2 separate regions of the Homo sapiens genome follow, and region 1 is linked to region 2. Evidence: read pairs that join two places in POLR2A ChIA-PET (ENCODE). Cell type or tissue: PC-9. All regions are shown on one strand. Each heading gives the region's core, and the rest is flanking DNA. Links, peaks and the distances in the headings are about the cores only. Region 1 has its middle 48 kb from the start of LIPG. Region 2 overlaps LINC02837 (long intergenic non-protein coding RNA 2837).

Region 1 (2,915 bases), core at 210-2,709, 100 kb before region 2:
CATCTGCACCATTTTACATCCCCATCAACAGTGTATGAGGGTTCTGAGTTCTCCACGTCCTCACCAACACTTCTTTTCTTTTCTTTTTTTTAATATATCCATTGTGGGGGCACAAAATATACTACAAAATGTGGCACTTTGACATACAAATTAAGAAGCTGGCTTAATGTCTCTCTGACCTTCCCCCACCTCTCCTGTCTTTCCCAAAGCACAGGATGAGGCTATTCTCTGAAATTTCCTGAACTACCTAGAAACTGGGCCTGCTAAAGAGAAACACAATTGCCTTTGATCCTTTCACTAAAATTACATTAACCGGAGAAGATTAAAATTCATGTCACAGAGGAAGAGACTGATAATTAAACACCACACCTACAGTCCAGACCAACTTTGCTCTAAACTATTGTTTGTTCTCCAGTACCTTCAATTTACAAACAGAATCCTTCCCAAGCTAATTTCTGTCTCCAAGGTCCATTCATCTCTCCTAAATCATTTACCCCTACGCCCCCTGTCTCCCCTTACCCTATGTAAAAGAGTATGAAAGCATCTGGACCTCAGTGGGTTTTTGGGTAATTATTCTCCTGCGATTCCCCCATGCTTAGGCACATCAAGCAAATTTGTATGCCTTTTTTCCTGTTAATCCATCTACTGTCAATTCACTTCAACAGCCTTAGACTCAAATCTTCAGAGGGAAAGTTTGAAATTCTCCCACACCGTCCTATTAGGTGTGAAGTGTATCTCTCAGCTTTGATTTGCATTTCCTTAATGATATTTAATATCTTTTTCTGTACTTATGGGCCACTTGTAAATCTTCCTTGGGAAAATATCCATTCAAATATTTTGCCTATTTTTAATTGGGTTGTCTTTTTATTTTTGAGCTGTAAGAGCCTGGAGGGCTATTAAAGTCATTCATACTTGGGCTTCAAAACAGTTCAATTAAATCAGAACACTGGAGTGGGCCTGGGATCAGTATTTTTTTAAATTCCCCTGATCTGTAGTCAGGGTTGGAAATCACTGGTTTATGCCATCTGGCCACGCAGGAACAGAGATGCCACGTAACAGCCCACATCATTTATGAGCTCACCCGATCACCATCAGGCCTGTCTGGGCCTGTTCCTCATCATACATTAAGTGCCTTTTTTGTGCCAACCACAGTGTTAAAGTGAGGAGAGGTGGAAGTCAAGAGCAAATGGAGATAAATAAGATGCAGCTACTGTGTATAAGAGCCTTCAGCCTCATAGAGAAGATGGGCCCCGCACAAATCATTACAACACAAAGTGCTCCAATGGATACATGTGCAGAGTGTCAAAGGGCTTCAAGAAAGAGAAAAGCAACTCATTCCTTCCTGAGTGCATCAGTATCACTGAAGGTGGGTTGATGGTCACCCGGGCCTCTGCTCTAAGGACAGTCCCCTAGCAGCAGACAGAGTTAGCACCCATGGGAGCTTGTTAGAAATGTAGAGTCCCAGGCCCCACCCCAGACTTACTGAATCAGAATCAAGTTTAACTAGGTCCCCAGGTGACTCATGTGTACATTAAAGTTTGAAATGCACTGACCTCAAGTGATGTCAATTAAGAAGCATCCAGAACATCTGCCCACCTAAAACAAAATAAAAGCTACTGCAATGAGCTCATTAAATTGTTCCATAAGGTAACTGACTTCCTCTCTGTATCCCACATATTAAATAACTCTTAGTCATATATATCTTAGCAGGAATTTACCAGAATGGTTTCACCTATGCCATTCTCTTTCTGAAGCTTCTCTGCCAGCCAAGTTACTAAGGAACAGGAGTTGGAACCAGATTGAGGCAATATTGGCACTTGGGACACAAGCACAGTTGAAATTGAAGTATAGCAGCAACAGAGAAAGCAGAAAACAGCTCAGTGATTTCCTTCAAAGCCAGTCCTTACTTTACAATTTTATAGCCGATTTGTAGAGGCAAGTGTCTTGCCCAGCATCACACAATAAATTACTGGCCGGCAATAGCCAGTTTAAAATTTGGGTGAAATGACCCATTTGACTCTATTCAACACATTAGATCATACCTGATCTTGATCCTTCAACAGGCTAAATCACAACCTATCCCCTGACTGTGGGGCTTTCCAAGGTTGAATGATCCACGCCCCAGTCTCATATTGGGTTACATCTAATTCCCAAGTATCTTCCTACATAAAAGGTCCCACGTCTTCCCAGAGGTGATTCAGCCCAGTGTTTTGTGAGCTTTGCTGCTGGAGAAATCTTTTCATTTAACTTAAATGCCATATGCCACAATGGGAGATGAGAATTCTTAGGGGCAACTGATTTCCTTGTGCCAGATTTCCATGCTGAAATGCCAAATGAGATCCTCCTGCTCTCAGCCCCTCAGTCTCACAGACTAAGACCCCAAATGAGACCTCAGGTGTAATGCTCAGTGAGGGGTGAAGAGATGTGTGAATATACAGTATGGCTGGTTCTATTAAAGCCTTAATTCAAAATCCCTTTGGGCCACTGCCAAAAGCCCTTCTGAGCTCCAAATCCTAAGACTTAAGCCTAACTCTTTTCTTCTCTTCCCCCTCACTGACTGGGCATTAACAAAGAGCCAGGAACTTCAGAATTTGTCCATTCAAGTATCAAGTGCCTACTCGCTTCAGCCTCTGCAGTGTCCAGGCCAGGCCCCCTCCTTATCTCCCTACACAGCCCTCAGCTGTGGTCCTAGGAGCACTCCAGGAGGTACAAACTCAGCTGCAGCTTCCCTCCTTCAACACTCAGAATCTTACACATGGGCTCTCCTTACTCATTTTTAACCACTTTATTGAGATAGCATTAACATACCATACAATTTGCCCATTTAAGAGTACAAGTCAGCAGTAGTTAGTATGTTCACAGAGTTGTACAACCATCAGTACAATCCATTTCAGAACATTTTTATCACACCAAAA
Region 2 (2,915 bases), core at 312-2,811:
AGTATTTTGATAGAGATTTTAGTTGAATCTGTAGATTGCTTTGGGTAGTATGGTTATTTTAACAATATTAGTTATTCCGACCCATGAGCATGGGATGTCTTTCAATTTATTTATTTATATATTTTATTTATTTATTTATTTATTTATTTTCTTTTTTGAGATGGAGTCTCGCTCCATCGTCCCAGGCTGGAGTGCAGTGGCATGATCTTAGCTCACTGCAACGTCTGCCTCCTGGATTCAAGCAATTCTCCTGCCTCAGCCTCCTGAGTAGCTGGGATTAACAGGCATGCACAACCATGCCCGGGTAATCTTTTTGTATTTTTAGTAGAGACAGTTTCACCATGTTGGCCAGGCTGGTCTTGAACTCCTGACCTCAGGTGATCCACGCCCCCTTGGCTTCCCAAAGTGCTGGGATTGCAGGCGTGAGCCACCGCGCCCGGCATCTTCCAATTCATGTTCTCTTCCATTTCTTTCATTGGTGTTCTTTAGTTTGCCTTGCAGATATTTTCTTACTTCCTTGGTTAAATTTATTCTTAGGGGCCAGGCTTGGTGGCTCACACCTGTAATCCTAGCACTTTGGGAGGCCGAGGTGGGCGGATCACCTGAGGTCAGGAGTTAGAGACCAGCCTGGCCAACATGGTGAAACTCCATCTCTACTAAAACATACAAAAATTGGCCTGGTGCAGTGGCTCTCGCCTGTAATCTCAGCACTTTGGGAGGCCGAGGCGGGCAGATCACGAGGTCAGGAGATCAAGACCATCCTGGCCAACATGGTGAAACCCTGTCTCTACTAAAAATACAAAAAAAAAAAAAAAAAATTAGCTGGGCATCATGTGGGCGCCTGTAGTCCCAGCTACTTGGGAGGCTGAGGCAGGAGAATGGCGTGAACCCGGGAGGCGGAGCTTGCAGTGAGCCAAGATCATGCCACAGCACTCCAGCCTGGGCAAAGAGCAAGACTCCATCTCAAAATAAATAAATAAATAAATACAAAAATTAGGTCGAGCGCAGCGGTTCACGCCTGATATCCCAGCATTTTGGGAGGCCAAGGCAGGCGAATCATGAGGTAAAGAGATCAAGACCATCCTGGCCAACATGGTGAAACCCTGTCTCCAGTAAAAATACAAAAATTAGCCAGGCATGGTGGCAGGTATAATCCCAGCTACTTGGGAGACTGAGGCAGGAGAATCACTTGAACCCAGGAGGCGGAGGTTGCAGTGAGCTGAGATTGCACCATTGCACTCCAGCCTGGGCAACAATTGCAAAACTCCATCTCAAAAAAAAAAAAATATTCTTAGGGTTTGGGGCTTTTTTGGGGGGGGTTGGGGTGTAACTATGGTAAATGGGATTACCTTTTAAATTTTTTTTCTTTTTTTTGAGATGGGAGTCTTGCTATGTTGCCCAAGCTGGTCTGAACTACTGGGCTCAAGCAATCTGCCTGCCTCAGCCTCCCGAGTAGCTGGGATTACAGACGTACACCATTGTGCCATCTTGATTTCTTTTCTTGTTTGTGTCTAGAAATGCTACTTGTTTTTGAATACTGATTTTGTATCCTGCAACTTTACTAAATTCACTTATTAGTTCTGAGACTTATTGAGTAGAGTCTTTATATTTTTCTCGTTTTTTGAGACAGAGTCTTGCTCTGTTGCCCAGGCTGGAGTGTGGTGGTGTGATCTCGGCTCTCTGCAACCCCCACCTCCCAGGTTCAAGTGATTTTCCTACCTCAGCCTCCTGAGTAACTGGGATTACAGGCATGCACCACCACGCCCAGCTAATTTTTTTGTATTTTTAGTAGAGACAGGGTTTCGCGATGTTGACCAGTCTAGTCTCAAACTCCTGACCTCAAGTGATCCACCATCCTCTACCACCCAAAGTGCTGGGATTACAGGCATGAGCCACTGCGTCCGGCCTGATTTTTCTATATATAAAATCATGTCATCTGTAAACAGGGACTATTTTACTTCCTTCTTTTCAAATTGAATGTCCTTTTTTCTTTCTTTTGCCTAATTGCTCTGGCTAGGACTTCCAGTATTATGTTGTAATTCAAGAAATATTTGTTGAGAACTTATCATAAACAAAAAAATTATTCTAGGCACTAGAGGAAAAAAAAACAGACAAGAACTATGTCTTCTGCCAGGCACAGTTGCTCATGCCTGTAATCCCAGCACTTTGGAAGGTCGAGGTGGGCGGATCACCTGAGCTCAGGAGTTCGAGACCAGCCTGGCCAAAATGGCGAAACCCCCTCTCTACTAAAAATACAAAAATTAGCCGTGGTGGCATGCGCCGGTAATCCCAGCTACTGGGGAACCTGAGGCAGGAGAATCATCGAAACCCGGGAGTCGGAGGTTGCAGTGGGCCAAGATCACGCCACTATACTCCAGCCTGGGCGACAGAGCAAGGCTCTGTCTCAGAAAAAAAAAAAAAAAAAAAAAAGAACCATGTCTTCATGAAGCTTACATTTTTTGAAAAGGAGATAGAAATTTAAGAAGAAAACTAATAAATGTGATAATTTCATTCAGTGAGATATGTTGTGAAGACAATAAAACAAGATTATGTCAGAGAGGAGCTCCATAGACTGAGTGTCAGGGAAGGAGTTAAGGCTTCAGTGACTGGAAGAAGCCAACACGTGAAGACCTAGTTGTAAATCATTGGAAGGAAGGGCAAAAGCAAAGGCATCAAGACAGGAATGAGTTGACTGTATCCCTGAAGCAGCAAGGAGCCAATGTGGCTGGAGCAAAGTCAGTGCAGAGGAAAAGTATAGGAAATGAGGGCCTGGAGCTAGATCAGCCTGCACAGCACAGTAAGCAGTTTGGACTTTATTGGGTGTGAAATGTGAAGTCTTTCAAGGGTTTTAACCTGGGAAGTGCTTTGGAGAGAAGTGGGGAGTGTTATATTATATAGTTTATATTTTTTAAAGA

Evidence for each region. Peaks named below come from ENCODE experiments on the same cell type or tissue, not always from the same donor. Only the 100,000 strongest peaks of a DNase experiment are listed, where the experiment ranks them.
Region 1: POLR2A ChIA-PET joins it to region 2 with 18 read pairs; 3 of 35 experiments call an interaction of 5 or more read pairs at or near these places.

Annotation. Positions count from the first base shown.
Region 1 is chr18:49,608,274-49,611,188 of GRCh38, reverse strand. No RefSeq gene overlaps it. Among named protein-coding and RNA genes, the nearest start is that of LIPG, 48 kb to the right of the region's middle. RefSeq lists an enhancer at 935-2,134. In PC-9, for the core only: no CTCF peak of the experiment used is centred there; a DNase peak (open chromatin) is centred at 1,598; H3K27ac peaks cover 1,866 bases.
Region 2 is chr18:49,503,846-49,506,760 of GRCh38, reverse strand. All of the region lies in intron 2 of LINC02837 (long intergenic non-protein coding RNA 2837), which reads right to left. Among named protein-coding and RNA genes, the nearest start is that of LINC02837, 5.9 kb to the right of the region's middle. In PC-9, for the core only: no CTCF peak of the experiment used is centred there; no DNase peak of the experiment used is centred there.